Regions from separate parts of the Mus musculus genome. Here all the other regions are linked to region 5. The links are chromatin loops, found by intact Hi-C in ENCODE. Cell type or tissue: heart. All regions are shown on one strand. Region 1 holds the start of Lamtor3 (late endosomal/lysosomal adaptor, MAPK and MTOR activator 3). Region 2 overlaps Adh4 (alcohol dehydrogenase 4 (class II), pi polypeptide). Region 3 has its middle 3.3 kb from the start of Gm43403. Region 4 overlaps Dnajb14 (DnaJ heat shock protein family (Hsp40) member B14). Region 5 has its middle 5.1 kb from the start of Mir6380.

Region 1 (5,000 bases), 140 kb before region 5:
TGTTGGCCACGTGTGTGAAAGAAGACCCAGCAGTTGATCTCTATAACTTGCCTTTTTATTAAGAGGAAGAGAATTAAAATTAATTTTAATTAATTTAACTAAAATTAATTAATTATTTCATTAACATAAAGTTGATAATAATCATTATCTCACTTAAAATACCCACGGTGTTTTCGATATACACCGTATAAATCACAACCAGAACACAGTTATTCATTTCCACTAATCTATAATCAGAGTAAAAACATAAGCCATACATCCAGCAATTCAAGTAAGTCTAAAGGAACGTTAGTTCATTTTTTTCAGCCTACAGAGATAAACTGATAACCACACATAACCACTTACAATTTTAGACTGGGAAGATAAGAAAAAGGATTTCAGAAAATATTCTGCTAGATGACCTCAAAGGTTATTCAGTCCAATCTGATTGTTTTGCTCTGAGATGTGAAAACACAAGACATTTTCCCCTCACTCCTGTCTTATCCCTAATGATTACAAAATCTGAGTCATTTGTAGAAAGATGTGAATGTAGACAAAAGAAATGCTTGTCAACAAAGACATCTTCTTTTCAATTAAACTAAAAGTGAGTTCCAATGAGTTCAAGTGGAGTCCTCTGGATCAGTAAAATATGTTATAAGAAATCTGCTAACCTTAACACCTGTTAACTCTTTGTAAGAATGGCACACAAAGTGCAGTGTGGAAGTGAATTTGTTTTTCAACTATTGTCTTAGCCTAGTAATTTTGGATTACGTTGACCTAGCAATTAGGTCCCAATAGTAACATTAAAAATAATGGCAAGTTTTAACCTTCTTTTCTTAAATTTACTTAAGAACTTTAAAAGATAAGCTAATAAACAACTACGGTAGTGTGTTTTTAAAAAAAAAAAAAATTGAAAGTGGCAGGAAATCTAAGTTCTAGTCCCCAGCATCTCTCCCCGTAGAACCACACAGAAGTCATCCAACAGCTCGGCTTCGAGCTATCTGGAAACTCAAGCCATCTCTTAGGATACCTGGGGTTAGTTTTATATTTAAATGTGGTAAATAATTACCATGAAATTTATAAAAATACTAATTTTAAAAGGAGAAACAAAATACTTTGTAAGATTAACACGTTGCACAGAATTTATTCAGCAACAAATCAATAATTTCTTACCTTGGCAACTTTTTGTACAGGAATCGCTTTAGATCCTGAAAGAGAATAATTTTTAAAAGACCATTATTACCTTGTGCTGTTCTAGCCCTGTCCCTATCCCTAAAGGACATGAACTCACCACTTGTCACTGGCATTTCATCTCTGACGTGTATAACTTGGGAGAAGTTAGTTAACCTTTTTCTAGGCCTCAGTTTCATTATATGCTTCGTTACATGTCTACAGGGATAATCACAGACCCTACAACCTAAGAACGCTGTCAAAGGTTAGTAAGGGCTATGTCAGTGTACTTGGAATTGGGACACACAAATACAGATTTGCTGTAAAATGAGGTCACGTGCTTCCTAATATTTTACATCCGGATGCTACCGTATTCACTTGAGAATCCTCTATAAATCTCTTCCCATGTCCGGGCATCCAGATTGCCCATGAATTTTTTTTTTTAAATGATCCTAATTCCGATAAACTATTCTAACATTCAGCTTCTTGGCAAAGATACTGACAATTATGACCTCCACTCTAAATGTGTGCTGTTTTGAACCTCTATCTCCCAAACTGAATGAGTGTCCTTTCCCACGTTACCACCACAAACTTACTTTTGCTCTCGTCTTAAACAGACACATAGAAACGGAACATAGCTTGTTAAGGGGGCACGCGTTAGCCATCCTTTTAGACTCCCAACACTGCCTACTGAGACACCAAGAGCATTATTTACTGGGAGAGGATTCAGAGCACTGTCCTATGAACAGGTACTGACTGGAAGGGCGGCCAGTCATCCTTCAGAATTTCCAGTGCCACCCACACAGAGTTCTTGTATGCTCCAATAGGATTAGGAGGTGGAAGAATATATAGTTCTCTGAGGCTAAAGCACCTTAGTGGCCCATCACAACCGGTCCTGACAGAAGCTCAGGCCCCTGCAAGTCCTTACTACAAATCCAGGAAGAGAGGCGAGGCTGAAACACATTTCTACCTTTCTCCTCTCAGAAGCCGTATGCAAACCTCCCACCTCCCCTTTTTCTTGGGAAGGGGTGTCAACTTACATCCGCCATGATGAACCCCTTTTCCTCGCAGAATCGATCTCCACTCCTGGAAGGAAAACTTCCGTGACTTCCCCCGCACCCGAGGCTTAGTCACCCTCTCCAGACCCAGACAGCATCACGAGATCCACCCTCTCCAGGGCCAAGCGAGAGCCCTGGATCTCCGTCAAGGGAGTGGGGAGGTTCCCGGGGACCCTGCCCGGTGGCCAGCCCACCTCTCCCCACCCACTCTGTCCCCGAGCTGAGAGGAGCGGCGACCTCTGCAGACGCACGCGCGCTCCAGCCTGGGAAGACCTGCCCCGGTGTTCCCGCAGTTCAGTCGCCTCTCTGAAGCCGCCTGTCAAGTCGCTGTCACATTACTCGTGACCTCCGCGGGATCCAGGAAGCACTTGCTGCACCCTCCAGTACCGGGACTCGGAACTTCCGGGGAGACCCGGGCGGAAATTGCGCGCGCGGCCGCCCCGCCCCCTGGAGGCTTTTTTTTTTTTTCCTGCGCCTGCGCGCTGCGCCACGAGCAGCTGGGTTGGCATCTGCGGTCCTTGCACCTTAATTTCCATCCAACTCACCTACAACGGAAGATGATCCTGTGCGGAGTATGTGTACACCTTTCCCAGACCCATTATGTAAATCTTTATGAATGAAGACGTTTGAGGAGAACAAACTGAGCAGCCTACTTATTAGAAGTCCCAGGTCCTTGGATAACCTAATTTACAAGCCAGTTTCCTAACGGTGCTGCTACCACATGTTCTCTTGGGTTTTTACCTAGAAGTGCAGGAGCCATGGGCCTATGGGCTCGTTTGCTAAGTCCGTTTTGAACACGCATGCACTGGGCTGCCTGCTTTGGCTCTTGGGCCTGCATTTGTTGTATCTTCTTAAAATAAAATAAAAACTGCCTATATTTTTTGTTGGTGTTTGTACATTCAAGAAAGCCCACTGTAAGGGCAAGGCAAGAAAGCTTAGCAAAAGGGAGGCTTCTCCATTTGCTTTGGCCCGGTGTTTCTCATTACTGACGCGTTGATAACTCTTTTGTGGTAGAGGGCAGCCATGTAATCCGCTTAGGAGACTCTGGTAGAAACCCTGAGGACAAACGAAAATCACCTGGGATCTAAATACTCCCCAGTGGCTGCCTGAGCTGGGGGGAGTGGGGGGAGGGCGGGGAGGGGGAATGGAAGCTGATGGCTTTTGCTGCAGATGTTAACAGTCGTGTACCGTTAAAGAAAACGGTAAGCTCTCTAGGAGCACCTACTTTGGAATTCTTTTACTAAATCGCCACTCAAGTTTCTTTTCATTTCCACAAAGTTTTAATACTTTTATTCTTTGAGAATTTCATACAATGCATTTTGATCATATTTACCCCTGACTCTTCTGCTCTAACTCCCCTTAGGTTCACCCCCATGTCTGTACCCTTCAAACTGTGTCCTCCCCCCCCGCCCCCATAACCTATCAAGTCCAGTTTGGGCTGATCATCTCCGGGGCCTGTGGGACTAGCCAATGGAGCATGGCCAACCTACCAGAGATCACCCTTAAAGAACACTGACACCTCTCTCAGAAGCCATCAATTGCCCATAGCACTTCAGTGTAGGTAGGCTCACCAACCATCCCCACTGCATGCTAGAATGTTGGCTGGCTTGATCTCCGGCAGGCCCGCTCAGCTGTGTGAGCCAGCGTGTTTGTGATAGCATTGGTTGGCCCACTGTGCATGAAGTTGTTCTTTAGTGTCTCAGCCCCCCTTTTGTTCATCCTTTGGGTTTTAGTTTAAGTTTAGTTTCTCAGTGAAATCTTCCTTGACCTTTCCAGAATAGTAGAGGTACTCGAGATAAATGTTAATATATAGATAAATGTTAATAAATAAATATTAATAGATAAATGTTAAAGATAGATAGGCGTTAATAGATAAATGGGTAATTTGTGATCTTCTTACATTTACCAAAATTAAAACATTCATTTCCTGGACAATAATGTTTTCTTCATTAAATTTACACTTAGAGCATTGTCTTAATCCATGAATAATTCCCAGCTCCTAGCTCATTACCTGTGACACAGCAGGGATTCATACATTTATTGAATGAATGGATGAGTGAATGAATAAAAGAATGAGCATATCAAGAGGATCCTATGCTGGGCATGGTGGGGCAGGCCTTTCTTTAATTCCAGCACTTGGGAGGCAGAGGCAGGCAGATCTCAGTAAGCTGGAGGCTAGCCTGGTCTACATAGTGAGTCCAGGATAGTGAGATCTATATAGTGAGACTCTGTCTCAAAAGAAGAAGAAGGAAGAAGGAAGAAGAAAGGAGGAGGAGGAGGAGGTAGAGAAGGAGAGGGAAAAAAAGAAAAAAGGATAAAATATAATGAAGACAAGCCTTTTATGGTGAGAACACCCCCTCTTTTTATTCATATGTTGAGATAAATTACAGAGACTGAAAGACAAAAATTTGTAAATCATTCATTAGAACATTCGTTAGAAATCAAAAGCAGCTTTAAGAATTCTCATATGAAACCTTATATAAGTCTGATATAACATTACATTTTTACAAATCAGACCTTTCATTTTTAAACCTAATTCTGAGGTCTTGAATGCACGAGGGAGCTCTCCTTCACCAGCAGCACTTCATTCTAAGTACACAGGCTTCCATGAACACCTCACCAGACCTGAAAACCCATATCACACCGTGGAAATTACCTGCAGCTTAAAAACAAACAAACAAACAAACAAACAAAAAACACCCTAAAACTTTAAATGGAAAGTCTCACATAGCAATCCAAAGACCAGAAGTAAAGCAAATATGAAGCACTTTTTAATGCAAATAAATTACAGAC
Region 2 (5,000 bases), 650 kb before region 5:
GAAAGGGGGAGATGTTGGGAGCCGCCCCCACATTCGCCGTCACAAGATGGCGCTGACATCCTGTGTTCTAAGTGGTAAACAAATAATCTGCGCATGTGCCAAGGGTATTTTACCACTACTTGTACTCTGCCTTTCCCGTGACGTCAGCTCGGCCATGGGCTGCAGCCAATCAGGGAGTGATGCGTCCTAAGCGAAGGATAACTCCTCCTTAAAGGGGACGGGGTTTTCCGCCATTCTCTCTCTGGCTCTGGCGCCTGCTCGCTTGCTCCTAAAGATGTAAACAATAGAGCGCGCTCTGCGCTTTGGCGCACCGGAGCTCTGGCTCCTAAAGATGTAATTGGGGTGGCTTTCGCTTTTGGGGCTGGGGGTTTGCGCTCCTGGCTCCTGAAGATGTAAGCAATAAAGTTTTGCCGCAGAAGATTCTGGTTTGTTGTGTTCTTTCCTGGCCGGGCGTGAGAACGCGAATAAGATGAACCCTTTGGGGGTTACATATTCAAATATTCTATATATCAGACATTTTTATTACAATTCATAACAGTAGCAAAATTGCAGTTATGGAGTAGCAATGAAAATAGTTTTATGGGGGGGGGGTCACCACAACATGAAGAACTGTATTAACGGGTTGCAGGGTGAGCACCACCGACTAAGGATGCTGATCTCCTTAAGGGTTTCCCAGGCATTTGAGTTTTCTGTATTTAGAATTCTCTGTTGAGATCTGTACCCATTTTTAATTGTGTTATTTTTTTGATATCTAGTTTCTTGAGTTATATATTTTGGAGATTAGTCCTGTATTGGATATGGAGTTGGTAAAAAACTGTTCCCCATTCTGTAGGCTGCTGCTTTGTCCTAATGACAGTGTCCTTTACCTTATATAAGCTTTTCAGTTTCATGAGGTCCCATATATTAATTGCTGATCTTAGTGCCTACATTAATGGTGTTCTGTTCAGAAACTCTTTTCCTGTACTAATGAGTTCAAGGCCACACCACACTTTCTTTTCTATCAGGTTCAGTGTATCTGATTTTATGTTGACCTTTTCGATCCATTTGGAGTTGAGTTTTGTGCAGGGAAATAAGTATGGATCAATTTGGATTGGTCTACATGCAGCCATCCAGTTGCTCAGCACCATTTGTGGAAGATGTTGTCTTTTTTTTCCACTGTATATTTCTGGCTTCTTTATAAAAAAGTCAGATGTCAGTAGGTGTGTGGATCTATGTCTTGTTCTTCACTTTGGTTCTGTTCAAGGTTTCTGTTTTTATGCCAATACCAGGCTGATTTTATTACTATAGCTTTGTAGTGCACATTGAAATCAGAAATGGTGAGACCTCTAGCCATTCTTTTATTGTTCAGGATTGTTTTAACTATCTTTGGGTTTTTTTTTTAAATTTCCATATGAATCTGAGAATTAGCCTTTCAAGGTCTGTGAAGAATTATGGTGGGAATTGCATTGCATCTGTAGATTGCATTTAACTGAACAGAACTAGACAGAGGGATAGCTGCATGACTTTTCCTGGGAACTATAGAGAGTCTTCTCTTAACCCCAGATATAGCATTAAGACACTGAGAAAATAAGTTAGCCCAAGTGTTAATTTGGTGAACCAATGTGTTTATTGGAGTTAGTTATAGGAGTCTGTTATAGGTAAATGCACTGGGGTTGGCAACACAGACCTTTAATTGTAGTGTCTCTCTCACAAGACAGAGGCTGGTGGGTCTCTATGAATTCCATACCAGCATGGTCTACATTTTGAGACAGATTTCTAATGCAAATCAAATCAAACCAAAATCAAACCAACCATCAATCATCAAAACCAAAAAAAAAAAAAAAAAAAAAAGAAAAGAAAATAAAAGCCCCCCAAAACCAAACCAAACCAAAACTGTGTAGATGCACCACCCTCATAAAGCAGTTGGAAGGATAGTGTTTGTGTCCCTGTAATAAGACTTTAGTTAGTAAGGTCTGCTTTGTCCAATTTACAGAGGATTGAATGGCTGGAGGGCCTGCTCTCTGTAAGGTGCTCAGGGTTCGGAACATGGCCCTGGTTCAGGGGGCTTGCAGCAGAAAGTGTTTGAGAGTCACATTATCTAATACATAGGAAGGAACCCTTTATAATGGTAGCTTTGATATCAATAGAAATTGCTATTCATTCTGAGTTCCTTTTCTCAGTGAAAATGGCATCTAATAAATGGAAAATTAAAAGGAACACCAGAGGGTGCTGTGGTAGCATTTTGAATACTAAGGTGCCAAAGGCATAGTGGCTACATGAAAACCCTTTGTGCTTTTCAGACAAGTGTATTGTAGTACTGTGATTAGGTTACCTTCTAAACTTAAGTGCTTGTACACGATTACTAGAATGGATGCATATTGTCACTAATGTCAGACCCACGAAACCAGCTTTTAGAAATAAGACATCTGCCTTATTATGTGGGAGAATACATATTTTGATAGGTAGGTTTAATAACCCGAAGAAGGTCAGTGGTCTATGTGTATTAAAATTTTGATCTTTGGACTAAAGCCTTAGAGAATGGAGACCAGGACAGTTCTTTACAACAACAGAAAGTGCATTGCCCTGCAAACCATTACCATAATATTTTTCGGTTTTTCCCTTTGGAGGGAACCAAGTTCTAGTCTGGCACAATGGCCTGACACTAGAAATGTAGTTTGTGCTGCGTCTAGCCTTTCAAGAAGCAGCATCGATTAATGAATGAGAACATGTCGGAGAAGGAGCTATCGGTCAGAACATAGACTTTCATGTATTTCACTCATTGTACGGGATTTTAAAAAACAGCATCTCAGTCTGTAGTCAAGCTTGGCCTTGATTAGGGAGAAGACAAATATAAAAAACAATTTTTAAAAAAAATTCCACTCAAAACAGGACATCTGCTTCCAGATAATGTCTTCTATATATTAACAACAGGGAACCGCATCTATGGATTCTTTATGACATGGTCTCCTATACAAGACCTAGACAATAACAACACCCATTGAGATTCCAATGTGGAAAGGGAAAATCTCACAAGACATACCCCTAGGTGAAGACCTACAGACAGTCAGTGGCTATGAAGAGAGGACGACCAGTCTTCTCCAAGAAGGAGCCACCCAATAGGTTATCCAATCCTGATTGGTTAGCCAATTACTCATGTAGAACATGAATAATACTAAATGGACTCAGCAGTTTCTATCTGTATATACATCTGCGTACATGTATGTATGTAACAGTGGAAGAAGAGAGGTCATGAATTCGAGAGTTAGGGGACAGGATGTGAGAGGAGCCGGAGAGGGAGACAGTGAGATAGAAATCATGTGAGTACCAGTACTCAACATATAAAATTCCCCCCAAACAGAAAACACACCAGCCCCTAAAGAGCAGCAAGCAAAAAAAACAGTGAATGTATAATTTATAGTTCATTTGTGCTGATACAAAGTGTAAATGCAGGCTTTCTTTGGCTCATCATGTGAGGTAATAAATCATCCAGACAGGCTCGGATCCAATCAGATAACATTCCAAGTTGCTCCTGGCATTTTCAGAAGGTCAGGATTGTTCGGATGCTGATAAAAGTAATACAACAATAAATACTATTTATCTGAACACTTTATCCAAAGTCCCCAGTTGTTTTCCTTTTCACTTTAGACTTTGGTCTAGTCTTTCTTTAGAGACGCCTTTTAAAAATCAACGTGTACTATTTATATACAGTAATGGGGTTCGTTGTGATATTAAAGCACGTACACAATGTTCTTTGATCATCTTCACCCCACCCCCTCTTGCTCCACTTCTCCCTTTAGTAGAAGCCCATGCACCATTTCTCCTATTGTGTCACCTTTCTCCATCCATGGCATTAATAATATTTGTGACAGTGTTAATAGACTGGGGGAAGGTGGTTTTCATTTTCTGTGAGATTTTTTCTTTGTTTCCAATCTTATCACCATGATTGTCATTTAGTCTCCTCTGCTTTATTTACTCCTCTTTTTTTGCTGTGTCTTTTAAGTTCTTTGCTCCATTTTTTTCTAAATACCACTATTCTTGGTGTTCACTCTTTGCTTCTATTAATAAAGGGTGTAACTTAACTAAAATCACTAATCCCAGTCTTACATAGTCCACAGCCTCTAGGAAGCCCTCATTCTGAGGGTTGATATAGATTAATACCTAGGAAGCAATCCTGAGATGCACAGTGCAGCTGAAACTGCTGGATAAGTGGAATGATCTGACAGGAGCCCCAGGACAAGGCAAGCCAGTGAGAGTTGAAGTGCTTGTGTGTACCTGATTCCTGCCACTCTCTGCTCATATCTCAGCAGTTGCACAGGGCTCTGACCACGAATGCTCTTTGACAAACCATAGAAAACAATTCCAGACGTGGGCACACTGGACCAGGGAACCTACCCTTCATTACACTATAGAAATCTTTCCTTCTAGGGAATAACTGACTTGAGTTAACAATTGTTTGTGAGAGGGAATTCATCTATCAGCGTATGCCACTACTGTATATGGCATAGTATATAATGCTGTATATTGCGGAAAATCAAGCTTTTCTTTTTTTTTCCTCCCAATGGCAATTGTTTAATCTGTTAAGCACATATAGCAATTTTGATGTAGTCAAGAGACACCTGGTTGGTTGTTAGAGTAATATGCTGGGCATGGTGGGTCACGCCTTTAATCCCAGCACTTGGGAGGCAGAGGCAGGCAGATTTCTGAGTTCGAGGCCAGCCTGGTCTACAGAGTGGGTTCCAGGACAGCCAGGGCTATACAGAGAAACCCTGTCTCAAAAAACCAAAACAAACAAACAAACAAACAAAAAACCAACCAAACAACAACAACAACAAAAAAAAAACAACCAAAAAACCCCCACAAAAACATAAAAGTTGGGGTTTGAAAGATGGCTCACTGGTTAGGAGCATTTAGTCCCCAGCACCTACATCAGATGACTCACAAATGCCTGTATTTCTACTTCCAGGGGTTGTGACATCCTATCTTGGCTTTCTCAGGCACCTACCTGCTCATGGTGCACATAA
Region 3 (5,000 bases), 83 kb before region 5:
AGCCACTTAGACGTGCAGTTAGTAGATCTACAGCACCTGCATTTATCACTCGCTGCTTGGAGACCATAATTATCTGAGTCTTGCGAATTTCGCATTTATATTAATACGTAGCACTTTTCAATTAAACATGATTGTGTGGCCATGTGGGTGGGCGCGGGTGCTCACCTCATTACTATAGTTGTGGAAATCGGATGACAACTTGAGTGAGTGCTCTCTTTCCAGGGTTCCAGAGATAAACTCAGGTATCAGGTAGTCAACTCTCACACAGCTAGCACCCGTCGAGTTATATCACCGGTTTATACTTTTTACATAATTGAATAGTAATATGAAGAGAATATTGAAGCGTAAACTCCACATTATTAGTACTTAAGTTTGGGAGATTTTATGAAATTAGAGGAACTCTCTGATACCAGGACATTAATGCTAGAGGAGAGACTCCAAACAATATTGATTCCGAGGCTTATTGGAACTAAGGAATTGTAATGATGTCATCACATGCCGAAAACAACTGAGGCTCCTGACATCCCAGCACCTAGAAGGCTGCATCAGAAGAGTCATAAGCAGAATGCTAGTCAACTCTACAACGATGGCATTTCAGACACCTAAGGACTGGCCTGCTGTGATGGTGGCAACCTACATCCTTAATACCAGCCCTTGAGAGGCAGAGGCAGGCAGATCTTTGTGACTTCAAGGCCCACACGGTCTACACAGTGAGTTCCAAGCCATCTACAGCTACAGACTGAGGCCCTGTCTTCAAAAAAAAAAACCAAGTATAAAGCCAAGCCCAGTAGGCTATCCCTGGCTTCTGATGGGATTTCTTGATATTTACCTCATAACATACGTCCATTCTCTAGAGAATTCTGTGTGAGCTTTTTCCCATGGAATCCAACTAAAAGGTTGACTTTTCTTCACTGAAGAGTGGTAGCAAGAATAAACTAGCAAGTACATGTGAGTTCTGTGGCGCCTCCTCACTGTAATCTTAGTTCTCAACCCTTTCTGCTTGTGCCTTTTAAAATGTTTTTTATTCTTATTTTTGAAACATGATCTTAATTCTGTAGCCCAGGCTAGCCTGGGATTTTCTATATAGATAACGTTGAGCTCAAACTTGTGATTCTCCTGCCTCTGCATTGTATATGCTGAGCTTATAGGTGCACACTACCATGCTTTTCAGAAAGGTTAGTAACCTTTGAAAGCTCAAGCCCCACCCCACCTTTTTCACATAGCCCTTAAAGGATTTAGGAAAACCTTATGCAGATTACATGGTAACATGTGCTTGACAATCAGCATATACTCAACAAACAACTATCCTATAAGGAGAATAAGGAAAGTGTGGTGATTTGAGAGAAAATAGCCCTATAGGCTCATAATATTTGAATGTTTGGGCCTTAGTAGAACTGATTGGGAAGGACTGGTAGGTGTGGCCTTGTTGGAGGAAGCATGCAACAGGAGATCACTTTAAGGTTTAAAACTGTTAAGCCAGGCTCAATCTCGCCTGTGTGTGCCTGTAGACTGTAGATCAGGATATAAGCTTTTTTTTTTTTTTTTTTTTTTTTTTTTTTTTTTTTGAGACAGGGTTTCTCTGTATAGCCCTGGCTGTCCTGGAGCTCACTCTGTAGACCAGGCTGTCCTCGAACTTGGAAATCCACCTGCCTCTGCCTCCCAAGTGCTGGGATTAAAGGCTTAGGATATAAGCTCTTAGCCTTACACCTTCCTGCCTGCTGCCATGCCTGCTGCCATAACGATCAGGAACTAAGCATCTGGAACTGTAAGCCAGCCCCCAATTAAATGCTTTCCTTTATAAGAGCTGCTTTGGTCTTGATCTCTCTTCACAGCAATAGAACAATCTAAAACAGAAGGGAAGAGAAAATAACATATTCCTAATTGGTTTTTCTTGACTGTTACGTATGCATCTTTTGATATGGAAATGGCAAGCTTAAAGGACACTCAAACTGTGCCAATGTGCTTGAATTAAAAAAATGTCACTCACAGTGTTGGGCATTCAAACACTGGGTTCCAAGTCTGGGGAGATTTAGGTGGTCCAGCCTGGCTGGGAAGCGTATGGCATGGAGAGCAGACCTTGGGATTCGAAGTTTCACACCACTTCTATCCAATTCAGTTTCTCTGCCGCGTGCTTGCAGTTAAAGATGTAAGGAGCTCGCCACTTCCTTCTCCTGCAACCCCTGCTGCTTGTTCTGTACCTTCTGCCCTAATGGAGACTTATCCATTGGAGCTGTGAGCCAAAAATAAGCCCTTTCTAGAAGTTGCCATGGTCATGGTCTTTGTCTCAACAGCAAAAAAGTACCTGATGTAGAAGTTGGTACTAAGAGTGGTGTTACTGTAAAGAACTATGGTTTTTTGTTGTTGTTGTTTGTTTTTTGTTGTTTTTTTGGAGGAACGTGGAAGAGTTTGGGACTTTGAACGTCAAAAGAGATTGCACGATGTAAGTAGAGCTTAATAGATCATCATAGTAGCCTGGAAGGCAGTAGTGCTAAGAGCCATGTGGGATATCCGCCAAGGAGAACTGCATACATGGAATGGAGCCAGCCCAAGAAAGCTGTGTTTTGTAGGCAGCAAAATTGGAGGGGCAGAGCCTTTGCTACCAAAAATAGAACTTCAGAATTTGGTATCTGTCCTGTTGAGTTTGGTCTTGCTTTGGGCTAGTATTTCCTAATGATGCTAATCCCAGTGGGCAAGAGTAAGATAACAACCACAATTTTTTTTTTTTTTTTTTGAGTCAAATTTGAAGCAAGCTTTATTCAGCGCTGGCCAGAACATTGGATGTTAGCCAGGGCCATAGCCAGGATTTCCAGAATATGGCCTCGAATTTCATTAGTTAGGAACTTATAAAAGCAAAAGCCACAAGGTCACATCCTTCCCATGTCTGTCCAATCAGGGGCAAGCATACATCTTGACATACTTCCTGCCTACATAACCTGCCACGTATGTGTGATCTAGCACATCCTGTCCAGTTGGGGCAATCAAGCTTCTTTATGGGAGTGGAACCACGTGGCTGTTATCTCACAGGAACAACAGCCCCCAGCAGTCCAGGAAGTTCTCTGTCCTTGGGCAAGAAGGACTTACAGGTTAAAGGCACTTTTGTTTTATAGATCTTTCAAGTGCAGAACTAAGAACTAAAACATAATTTTAGCCATTCCAGTGTCCCTACTCCTGTCTTTTGGAATTATAATGTATACTCTATACCATAGAATCTTGGAAGTATGTCATCTGCTTTTTAATTTTACAGTGTGTTACAATTAAGAGCTTGCCTAGAGTCTTAGAAGAGACCTTTAAACTATGTCGAGACTGTGAAAGACTAGGACTGTAAAAGCTGGACTAAGTATATTTTACGTTATGACGTGTCCACAAGCCTATGTACTGCAGCATATTGGATCACATGTGCTGTGAGCTGGAAAAACCTGTCCCTAGTTGTAGTGTGGCTCAGACCTAGCACACACCTTTAATCTGAGAGCTTTCTAAACAAGATTGAATAAGTCATGGGTCAAGAGGCAGAGCAAGCAACCAGTAGACATGAGGTAGGGAACATAAGAAAAAAAAAACCATAGTGAGAGGAAGTCAGGAGGACGGATAGAGAGATGAACCAGAAGTAGAAAGGAGGGACATTGAGTTGGAAGGGTTTGAGGGGTAGTGTGGAGAAGGAGAGCTGGCTCTTTCATTCTGGGAGGATGGTTGAGGAGGAAGGTCAGCTGGGTGCTTCTCTGCCTCTCTGTCTCCTAGATCTTCATTTGGTAAAAATGAAAGTTTGGGCTTTTGTTTTAAAAACAACACCTAATGGGGACCAGGAAGTGGAATGCTGTGGTTTGAATAAAAGTGGCTCTGTCTTAGTTTTCTATTGCTATGATAAACACCACCACCAAAGGCAACTTGGAAAGGGAAAGGTTTATTTCAGCTGGCAGTTCATAGTCAGCTATCCAAAGAAGTCAGGGTAGAAACCAAAGCAGGAGTCAGATGCAACCAAAGCAGTTGATGCAGAGGCCATGGAGAAGTACTGTGTACCGACTTGCTCATGCTTATTCAGTCTGTTCTCTTATAGAACCCAGGACCATCAGTCTAGGGTTGGCCTAGACCCTCCCAGGCCAATCACTAATTCAAATGCATTGTAGACTCACCTACAGGCAAATTGTATGGAGGCATTTTCTCAATTGAGAGTAGCTTTGTCAAACAGCTGTAGCTTTGTCAAACAACTGACATAAAACTAACTAAACAGTGTTTCGTAGTCTCAAGCATTTGAACACTTGATCCAAGTTGGCAGCACCTTCCGGGACACTTTAGGTAGTTTGGTCACTTCCAGTTCACACTGCTGGCTTTCTGCTTGCCCTTGACGGGGTTCCTGCAGTCATGCCTGTCACCTGCCACTGTGCTTTCTTGCCATCAGATACTTCCACCCTCTGGAACTATAAGCCCAAATAAACTATTTCTTTTCTCTCTCTTTCTCTCTCTCTCTCTCTCTCTCTCTCTCTCTCTCTCTTTCTTTCTTTCTTTTTTTTGTTTTAGATTTATTTACTATATGTAAGTACACTGCATCTGTCTTCAGACACTCCAGAAGAAGGCGTTAGATCTTGTTAGGGATGGTTGTGAGCCACCATGTGGTTGCTGGGATTTGAACTCCTGACCTTTGGAAGAGCAGTCAGTGCTCTTAACCGCTGAGCCATCTCACCAGCCCAAACTGTTTCTTATTTACGTTGCCTTAGTCACAGTCCTTTATCACAGCAATAGACAAGTAACCGACATACGCACAGCCAGCTCACCTGTCCTCCCAGGTCACTTTAACACAGTCACAACGGCTTTCTGCTTCCTCAAAGTAGAAGACAACACTAGCTCATCCTCTTTTCACAGTAATTGTCCTTAGCCCGGGCTGAGAAGGGTCTGATACAAATGTGCTACTCTTTTTGAGTTGTCTTTACTGTAGTTGTAGTTATGATAATACGTGTGTGTGTGTGTGTACATTATTCAATGCCATACCAATTTTGTAGTGTACAGTG
Region 4 (5,000 bases), 120 kb before region 5:
TGCCTCTGTCACCCAAGTGCTGACGTTACAGGTGTGTCCCACCATCCGTGCTCACAAGAATTTAAACAAACATTAAACAGAAAAAGAAAAAGAAAAAAACTCCACAGGAATGAAAAAGCTACAAAACACTTGGCAGACACTGGGCTTTGCTACAGTGCCAATGTTTTGGGTGAAGCATGTCTTTCTTTGAAGATGAGGGAATCTCAGATCCCCTCACTTCGATAAGAAAAAGCCCAAAGGAGGAAGTAACATCTTTGTTCTGCAAGTCATGCCCTTGGGTCTACACTGCTAATATTAAACTACAAACCTAGCCCAAGCTTTGGCGCAAGATTATTTATGAAACACACGGGTACCCTGTGCCCTCTGCTAGGATGTCCCTGTGTATGCTGACAACAGAACAGTGCACTGAAACAATCTCCAACCTTTGAAGATAATGTGTCCTAGTTTGGTGGCTTGCTTTTGTGTTGTTTCTTGCTTGTTTGATGGTGATAGTGGGTAATGAACTAACGTCTTTGTGAATGAGAGGCAAGGACCGATGAGCTACAGTCAACACCGAGATAATGGTATTTATGTCCGAGAGGAGAGAGAGAATGCGTGTCACCGGAATGGTGTGGGAAACACATTTAGGTATGTTATAAAAATCATTCTGGCCGGACAGTGGTGGCACGCGCCTTTAATCCCAGCACTTGGGAGGCAGAATCAGGCAGATTTCTGAGTTCGAGGCCAGCCTGGTCTACAGAGTGAGTTCCAGGACAGCCAGGGCTACACAGAGAAACCCTGTCTGGAAAAAACAAAAACAAACAAAAAATCATTCTGCATAATAAATATTTCTTTGCTTTAGTAAACTTAACAAGTTTCCTGGGAAAGACAACCCAGCCAGGTTTTGTTTACTGTCCTAGGTAACACTTGTTTCCCTTAGAGAAACACAAACATAGCATTTAACTTGAGTCTTTAGTCTATGGTTACTTCTCTATTCTTGAAGAAAATAAAGTAGAATAGAAAAATAAACTGCAAATGACTTCCCCTTTCTATAAAATAACATTTCAGTGTGGTCAAACTCTTATCTATCCTATTTTCCATATAAAGTGGGGACCAAAGTGGGGGCCGGCGAGATGGCTCAGCAGCCAAAGGCACCTGCCACAAACTGATGATGACCTGAGTTCCAGCTCCAGGACCCGCTTGGTAGAAGGAGAGAATGTGCTGCAAACTGTCCTCTGATCTCCACAAATCTGTGTGGACACACTTCAGCACGTGTGTAGGCATGTATGTACAAAGACACGCATGTGGATGGATAGATAGATAGATAGATAGATATTAAAAAAAGAAGAAGAAGAAAAAACATCAAAACATTGTCTCTGATTAGGGAAAAACAGCTTGGTGTCTCCAAGCAGAAGACTGGCTAAGAATACGTCAGACACTCAAGGAAGCACACGACAAATGAAGCCTGCCTCTTTGTGTGACCACACTGGCTGCAGGATGCCTAACTACATTTGCTCACTGAAAAGCTGTGGGTTACAGGCTGGGGTTTCTGTTCGGTTTCTAGTGGGTGAAAACTGGCTCCTGAGCCAGCTCCTAATTCTGATCTCCCTTGGGACTAATTAAAGTGGCATTCTGATTTATAGCTCACCGCCTGCACACTGACTGTGTGAGCCTCTCCACTAGAGACTACAATCTCCCAGTCTGCTGATCAGTAAGGAGTATTTCTCCCTTACAAAGCAGAACATTACACCATAATGATGACACCCAGCCTTCACACCATCATTGTGAGACCCCACTGACCGGCTGGCTGGCTGGTATGAGACATCTGCGCTGCTTGCTGCTTCGTAAGAGCAACAGCAATGCTGCAGCACAGACACCTGTAGTCTTAGTTTTTCCATAAGAGCAACAATGCTCACCTGACCGTGATGCAGTGGGAGAAATTAGCTTAACATTCTTTGAAGCTTTTGGATTTTTTTCTGTTTCGTGGCACTAGAGACCGAACCCTAGACTTGTACACACTAGGCACATACTCTGCCAGCAGCTACAGTACAAACAGGTTCAGCCAGCCTCACACTCTTTTTTTGTTTTTTTTTAAAGTTACTTTTATTTTATGTGTATAAGTATTTTGTCTGCATGTATCTGTGCACCTTGTGCATGGCTGGTGCCCAGAGAAGTCAGAAGACGGCATCAGATACTATAGGACTGATGTTATAGCCGCTTATAAGCCATCATGTGGGTTCTGGGACTTGAACCTGGATCTTCTGGAAGAACAGCCAGTGCTTTTAACTGCTAAGCCATTTCTCCACGCCCTGATTGTTTATTAGTTTTGAGACAGAGTCTCATGTAACTTTGACTAGCCTTGAACTTACTACGTAGCCAAGGAGACTTAGAACCCATGATTCCCTGCTTCTCCCTCCCAAGTGCTGGGATTGCAGGCGGGCAGAACCACACCTGGGAGCCATGCCTAACATTCTTAACATTAGGAAGCATTATTACTATGAACCTTTTGTTTTGTTTCTTGTTTTTCAAGGGTTTTTCTGTGTAGCCCTGCCTGTCCTGAAATTTCTCAAACTAGGAGAGCTACCTGCCTCTGCTTCATGAGTGCTGAGATAAAAGATGTATGCCACCACCAGATGTATGCCAGGCGGCCTACTACTATTTACTTGTATGTATAGGAAGAGTTTGCCTGGATGCTTGCAGCACATGGGTGCAGTGCCTGTGGAGGCCATTAGAGGGCGATAGGTCCCCTAGAGCTGCAGTTAAAGAAAGTAATCCAACCTGGGTCCTCTGGAAGAACATTGTGTGCTCTTCCCTCAGTGCCATCCCTCCAGTCCAGGGAGAATTACTATTGCCAACGTTATCTGGATCACCCATCACCAAGACCTGTTATAATTTTATTAAATCTGTCCTGATCATTATACACACATAGATAATGCATTCCGTGTGCTGACACTTTCCAGTCTCTCTTATGCCCCTCCTGTAGACATCCTATACTGTGTCTTTCTTGTGCGTGACCGACTGAGTTTAACCAGGGCCTCCTACGTCATCACGGAGCAGGAGCCAACCATCAGAGTCTGGCAGGCTCATGAGACAATGGGAAAAGGTTTAAGTTAAACTCATGTAGAACTGTGAAAATATGGTTTTTCCATAATTTCTTTTTTGAACTATTTATTTCATTTGTGTGTGTGTGTGTGTGTGTGTAACCTGTAGGAATCAGTTGTCTCCTTCCACCACATGAGTCCTGAGCCTCACACTCAGGTTGCCAGGATTGGTGGCAAGTGCCTTCACCTGCTGAGCCACGAAGGTTCCCTACCCTCTCTCTGTGCCGCTGTTAACTTATCTTTTTCCAGAAGAACAACTTTGGCAGAGCTTTCACTGGAATATATTATTAATTCCCAGATGTATTTTCCTTGGCAACTTCCTTCAACAAATAAAACTGTTCTGTAAACAATATCCTCCCTCCCCTCCCTGCCTCTCCCTCTCTTTGACTATGATGGGAAAACAAAAAAGAGTTTTACAGCACATAACTCTGCTGGCCTGGAACTTGCTATGTAGACCAGGCTGGCCTCAAACTTGTGATCCTCCTGGCACTGCCTCTTGGAAGCTGGGATTATAGACATGTTCCCCAATGGCTGGATTATAAACAACTTGAACGGTATTTTTATGAAAAACTAATGGAGTCTTTTTTGGGGGGTGGGGGTGGGGTTCAAGACAGGGTTTCTCTGTATAGCCCTGGCTGTCCTGGAACTCACTCTGTAGACCAGGCTAGGCTCAAACTCAGAATAAGTGGGATTAAAGGCTTGCAGCCACCACTGCCAGGCAAGTCTTCTTTCTTGAAACATTTTAACATAATCCCTCCTTTGTTCTATTCCCGGACCCCAGCAAGTTACAGAAAACACCAAACCCTGGCTCTAAGGATATCAAATTCACAAGAATCAACAATCACTAAGTTAAAAGTTTCACTATGGACAACACATTAATTGTTACAATGAAACTGTAACAAACCATGAAACTATTGCTATTGTTCTTTTACTTAATAATACGCTCAAGGCATGGGGAGTCCTGACACCAGCCACTCTGTCTGCCAGGGAGACGCTACCCTGGCTTCCCTGGAAAGGTGAAGTAAAAGGAAGCCTCTGCCAACCAGGGGAGGCAAGAGACAGTTGTATAACTTTCATTACAACATATAAAATAGGAAATTATCAAACCCGTTACCTAATTTTCACCCCTATTTTGCATAATAGTTACTAAATTCACCAAAGCTGTAGAGAAGATTAGGAAGTAAAGTAGATAACACAGACGAGAGATAAGAAATCAAGTTTGAAGAAGCAAAAGTAAACGCATTACTAAAAATCGATATAAAGGATGCAGAATTGTGCTTTGCCTTGCTGTGCACACTTGTGATGGCAGCGCTCAGAGGCAGGAAAACTGCCAAGTTCACTCAGCCAGCCTGAGTTGCACAGCAAGACCTGAGCTCATAAATTCCAGGACTAGAGATGCAGCTCAGCGCCAGAAGCTTGTCTAACACACGCATGGCCCTGGGTTTGACCTCTGGCATCATAAAACCTGACCAGCATCATAGAAATATTAAGAGCACTACCTACCAGCATTCCTGGAATGGCCTGTCTAGGAAATCTCCACTCTAGGCCACGTCCAAGAAAACCTCAGTAAAACTGTTACTTTCGGTTGACTTGGGTCATATCTCAAACACTGGAAGGTAATACAAACTGTCAACCTACCTCCTCACACCAAACCAGAAGACACACACAGTACCTGGATATTACTTCGGACTTCGATTACCAGCCTGCAGACTTTCGCAGCCATACTGCATCTGCTCCACTGGGTAATGGAAGCTAGTCTTAAAGATTCAAAGGATTAGCCCAAAGTGGTGGCGCATGCCTTTAATCCCAGCACTCGGGAGGCAGAGGCAGGCAGATTTCTGAGTTCAAGGCCAGCCTGGTCTACAAAGTGAGTTCCAGGACAGCCAGGGCTATTCAGAGAAACCCTGTCTTGAAAAACAA
Region 5 (5,000 bases):
TCAATAAAACAGCTGTCCTCCCCGACACCAAACTATGCTCTTATGTTCTGCAATAGAGCACCAGCATCTACCTATATCTTTCCTGCCTTCCAGGAGAGAATGAGGTGTCTTTTTTTTTTTTTTTTAAGATTTATTTATTATGTATACAGTGTTCTGCCTGCAGAAGAGGGCACCAGATCTCATTATAGATGGTTGTGAGCCACCATGAGGTTGCTGGGAATTGAACTTAGGACCTCTGGAAGAGCAGACAATGCTCTTAACCTCTGATCTATCTCTCCAGCCCTGGGAGGTGTCTTTAATAGCTCAGATGTGCAGTGTCTTCAAGCGTGATGATTTTCCCATTGAGTTAGCTAAGAGGAGTTGAATAGCAATGCTATCCTGTAGGAAGAAACCTAGGTCAAGGAAGGCAATCTGGCTTCCTGATAAGCTGCAGTTGTGAGCGTGTAAAATATTCTGGACAGCTGTTTTACATCACCAAGAGCTCTGTGGTTCGGCATTTCTCAGGGAGCCCTTCCACAGGTGCGTCGTGTGCTCTCAGGAGCGACTCTCTCCACTTGTCTACCGAATGCAGTTCTGTTAGGTACCCAGACAGCTGGGTGTGGTGACCGGAGTTTGGTCCCACCCCTGGAAAGGATTGGGCAGGAGGATTCTGCATTCCAAAGCAGCCAAGGCTACTATACTAGATCGGAACATATACGGGAATAAAACAGAGCCCCGCGGAAGTTTAGGTGAAAGGGTTTAGAGATGCTAAGTGAGCAATCATGCAAATGAGCGGCTTCAAAGATCCTTCCTGGGATAAGGGAACAGCTGGGGTCTAAAGAAAGCCCGGCTAGGGAGCCCTGATGGCTATTAGGTCTAAGGGTGGATGGAGTTGGCTTTCATCCTCGAAGGGCGAGATAACAGAAACGTCCCCTCCTGCCCCAGAAGAAGGGCTCACTTTGGCTGGGTGCTACACTTGGGCGGGAAGACCTCGTGTGAGGTCTCTTGCAGTCTCAAGTCTAAAAGGACCCTAGGAACTTAGGGAACCTTTGGAGCTTTATTGTAAAAGTGGTTGGAAGCAGGCAGGGATTTTTGTCTGAGTGAGATTGCTGGCTGCAGACTGTAGAATTCATTCCAAGTGGCTTGTTTGTTTGTTTGTTTTGAAGCATGCAATATGATCATTTCTTCAAGTAAAATGTTTCATAATTTGTGCTGTCCGAATGACATCTAAGCTTTCTGTCTTAGGTTATTAAGTAGCTTACTGTACCCGAGTTAGCACCCAGTTTGCTTCTGGTGAGGGGGAGTTCTGCGTAGTCTGTGTGGAGAAATGGAGGCGCAAGTGGCCATGTGAAAAGGGGTGCTGTCTAAACTTTGAAGAAATTAATTAAGCTTGATTGTGTGTGTGTGTGTGTGTGTGTTTATGCGTGCGCGTGAGACTTGATGGTATCCTAGCTTCCCCTGTGGACTACAGGAATGGCTTCTGATCCTAGATGGGGCTGTGTCCCATCCTCTTCTGTAGGTTTGTTGGCCAATTGCACACGTAGGTGACAAAGACTCCCCCAGCTATGAATATACATGCTCCCATCTAAGTCAGAGCAAGCCTCTCTTTCCACCTCCCATCTCTCTACCTTTAAATACTTGAATAGTGCTGCTTTGGAGATTAAAGGGCAAACTGCAGGGTTCTCTTCTACAAGGCAGAGCCTGGGAATCAAACTCAGTTTGTCAGCCTTGGTGACAAGTGCCTTTACCTTCTGAGCCATGCACCCATATCTTAAACTATTGCTGCTTTTCTAGATCTCCTCCCCTTTTAAAATAATTGGCTTTGAGACAGGATCCAGCTTATCTTAAATTTAATATATAGCTGAAGATGGCTATGAGTTTTCAAACTTCTCATTTTCTTGCCACCACTTGGAATTGCATGTCTGCTACCACCTGGGATTACAGGTGCGTGCCAACCTTGCTTGGTTTATGCAGTGCTGGGGGTTGAACTCAGGGCTTTGTACATGTTAGACAAGTAGTCTACAGTGGACCTATATCCCCAGTCTGCCTTTGGTTTTTGAGATAGAGACTTCATCTAGCCCAGGCTGGCTTCTGAGTCCTGGGACTATTGCAAGCCCGTCTTTGATTCATACTTCCCTCTGGCCGTGTTCTTCTCTTCCCACCACATTTTGCTGTACTGGCCGAGGGCCTTTCATGCGTCTTCACTTCAAATCAAGCCAGTAAATAGCTCTCAGTGATGGGCAGTGCGATTCCACATGCATGCACCCTTACACAGTATAGCAGATAAGTGTTAGGAGGAAAAGTATTTCCACACTCAGTTCAGAAATTACTTTTAATCAGAGAACTCCATAATTTAGGGTTTTGCATTCTGCCTGTCGTTTCCAAAATTCAGTCCAGGGATGCGGCTTGCTGGGTAGAATGGTTGCCCAGCGTTCACAAAACCCTCTCTGGGTTTAGAACCCAGGACTAAGCTGGTGGCACGATGGTGCATGCCTGCAATCTCAGCTCTCAGTGGCAGAAGCCAGAGGATCTGAGTTCGAGGTCGACCTCTGACATGCAGGCCATTCCAAGCCAGTCTGGTGCAAATGAGACGATCTCAAATCAACAAAGTTAACAGAATACCTGGCTAACCTTCATCTCTTACCTTGTACTGCCATCCTGTGGCCATTTTATTTTCTAGCCTAAAAAGAAAGGAAACCCTGTTTTCTATTTCCATCACACACAATAGCCCCGGGTTGTCACTAAACACAGGACTACATATATACTGTACTAAACACAGTACACAGATATCGCGGTACTACCAACATGTCCCGCCACATGGAGTGGAGTCCACCATGCCATTTATGTTCTGAGTGAGACAGGCTTTCCCAGGACTCTGCTCTTCAGGCTCCCCTCCTCTCTACCTTGGAATCTCTTGGCGGCTTCTGCAGGACTTCTCTGTACTAGCGTCGGCGACATCTTGGTTCTCTCTTGGGTGCTCAGAAATACTTTCTGCTGGAAGCCTGGGTTTGTCTTTCTTTTGTACGTTGTCCCGTTGGCCTATCTTCTGAACTTCTGCTAAACCCCAGAGCTCTCTTAGTGACTTGACAAGACAGGCAGGGTGCCTGGAAAAGAATGTGCTCAGGCATATCCTGGCTGTGACCACACATGGTTTAGCTTCTCTAGAGAAATGACTGCACAGAAGGTTAAATGTAAGGTAGCCAATGGTTTTCTGCTGGTTCTGGGATTCCTTGCACAGAGCTTGTCTCCTCTGTGACTAGGAGGCAGTCAGTGGGCACATTCCAGGAGAGCAATCTTTGTTCTTGTTTTTGGTATCCAAGACCTCTAGGGTTTAAGGTCCAGTCCTGGAAAATAATAACAGTGATAGTGGTTACTATCTGCAGAGTCCTGGTATGTCTCTGTCCTATCTAACATTACTCACAATTTCTTTTCTTTTCTTTTCTTTTCTTTTCTTTTCTTTTCTTTTCTTTTCTTTTCTTTTCTTTTCTTTCATCTTCTCTTTCTTTCTTTCTTTCTTTCTTTCTTTCTTTCTTTCTTTCTTTCTTCCTTTCTTTCTTTTGACAAGGTTTCTCTGTATAGCCTGGCTGTCCTGGAACTCACTTTGTAGACCAGGCTGGCCTTGAACTCAGAAATCCGCCTGCCTCTGCCTCCTGAGAGCTTAAAGTCGTGTGCTACCACGCCCAGCTTTTTTTTTTTTTTTTTTACAATTTCAAGACCATGAGGTGAGAATATGATTGTTTTTGTTTTACAAGTAATGAAAGTTCTTAGTCACAGAGTAATGATCCTTCTTGTCTAAGGTGGCTCAGCCTGGAATTGGGTTGCTGAAAATGACTTCGCATCCCTGATATCCTTGAATGAACTTCAGTCTGTGTCTCAGTATAAGCCTTTCCTTATAGCCCAGTATCTTTGAACTTCTCAGCCTAGGGTGTTCCTTCTAGGACGAGAAGGGACTGAAGAGTCAGTGCCCATTGTTTATAGATCCTCAGTGTACTATCTTCGTACGCAATATCCATGCTCCAATAAACACCAGTGTTCATTCTGAAAGGTAATTGCAAGCATTAACAACTTCCAGTGTTCCAGCATTATCTCTAGGATAACTTGCAGCTCTGAACAATGCTTTAGAAAGACCTCCCTAGCAGCGTGCTCGGGAGCCATTCCTGTTCCATTAATGCCAATGACTGCATTTGCTCTGAGCACTGTAAGCGACTCTGCTGCAGACTTCAAGACTGCTGCAAAGATGCATTTTTGACACTGACGACTTTGATGGCAGCCCAGCTCTAGCATCAACATTAACAAGGAGATTTATTTACTTTTATTTTTGGCTGTGCATATCTATGTGTACCTCACATACCTGGCACCTGGGAAGGCCAGAAGAGAGCATTGAATCCCCTGTAACTGGAGTTACAGCCAGTTGTGAGCCATCACGTATGTACTGAGAACAGGACAAGGTCCTTTGCAAGAGGAGCAAATGCTCTTAACCACTGAGCCATCTCTCCAGGTTTCATCAGTTTGATCTTAAAGAAAACCTTTGACACGGTGAGGCCAATTTCCCCCAAATACTTATATATCGTAGCTATCGTATTCCTTCTTAGACAAACTGCCACACACACATTCTTTTCTTATGTGTGATGTAGCTTACTTCATAGTGCTGAAGCAATTCTTCCCGTGCATAATAAAATAACAGCCTTGGATTACACATCTGTGTGATGCATGATTTTAACCACACAATAATGATTAATACTCTGGCATGTTTAGTACCTACTGAACATGTTTTCCAGTGCTTTCCATGCCTGCCTCATTGAATCTTCATAGCCCTTTAAGAGTTTACCATAATTGTCAGCAAAGATAGCACATACTACAAGGGGTGCATGGGAAGTAACGAAAGGAGCACGGAGAGGTAAACCAGTTGTCTCATTCATGTAGTATGGAACCAGCAGACTTGCTATATGTAATATAGAATATTTTCAAAACTTTATACCCTAAATCTAAGACATCAAAGACAAAGAGAAAGGAATAAATAC

The links. Hi-C counts contacts between places; a loop is a spot of excess contacts. Peaks named below come from ENCODE experiments on the same cell type or tissue, not always from the same donor. Only the 100,000 strongest peaks of a DNase experiment are listed, where the experiment ranks them.
Region 1: a loop joins it to region 5, with 2.5 times the contacts of the local background. A loop is called at or near these places in 5 of 42 quality-filtered maps.
Region 2: it touches region 5 in a loop (8-fold over the local background); 13 of 42 quality-filtered maps call a loop at or near these places.
Region 3: a loop joins it to region 5, with 2.8 times the contacts of the local background. A loop is called at or near these places in 12 of 42 quality-filtered maps.
Region 4: it touches region 5 in a loop (2.2-fold over the local background); 3 of 42 quality-filtered maps call a loop at or near these places.

Annotation. Positions count from the first base shown.
Region 1 is chr3:137,916,108-137,921,107 of GRCm38, reverse strand. It overlaps Lamtor3 (late endosomal/lysosomal adaptor, MAPK and MTOR activator 3), which reads right to left and starts at 2,553. Exons shown (of 7, transcript NM_019920.2): 1 at 2,445-2,553; 2 at 2,190-2,235; 3 at 1,153-1,187. The coding sequence starts at 2,198. It also overlaps a transcript of Dnajb14 not described here. In heart, a CTCF peak has its summit at 2,626 (motif pointing left); a DNase peak (open chromatin) is centred at 2,597; H3K4me3 peaks cover 2,419 bases; H3K27ac peaks cover 1,946 bases.
Region 2 is chr3:138,429,267-138,434,266 of GRCm38, reverse strand. Adh4 (alcohol dehydrogenase 4 (class II), pi polypeptide) reads right to left here. Exons shown (of 9, transcript NM_011996.2): 9 at 3,375-3,542. The coding sequence ends at 3,518. Among named protein-coding and RNA genes, the nearest start is that of Adh5, 11 kb to the left of the region's middle. In heart, a CTCF peak has its summit at 2,197 (motif pointing right); no DNase peak of the experiment used is centred here.
Region 3 is chr3:137,858,539-137,863,538 of GRCm38, reverse strand. No RefSeq gene overlaps it. Among named protein-coding and RNA genes, the nearest start is that of Gm43403, 3.3 kb to the left of the region's middle. In heart, no CTCF peak of the experiment used is centred here; a DNase peak (open chromatin) is centred at 2,548; H3K4me3 peaks cover 240 bases; H3K27ac peaks cover 280 bases.
Region 4 is chr3:137,893,103-137,898,102 of GRCm38, reverse strand. The region is part of intron 3 of Dnajb14 (DnaJ heat shock protein family (Hsp40) member B14); the gene reads right to left. Among named protein-coding and RNA genes, the nearest start is that of Gm40155, 17 kb to the right of the region's middle. In heart, a CTCF peak has its summit at 2,705 (motif pointing right); no DNase peak of the experiment used is centred here.
Region 5 is chr3:137,775,996-137,780,995 of GRCm38, reverse strand. No RefSeq gene overlaps it. Among named protein-coding and RNA genes, the nearest start is that of Mir6380, 5.1 kb to the left of the region's middle. In heart, a CTCF peak has its summit at 2,638 (motif pointing left); no DNase peak of the experiment used is centred here; H3K4me3 peaks cover 894 bases; H3K27ac peaks cover 515 bases; H3K27me3 peaks cover 611 bases.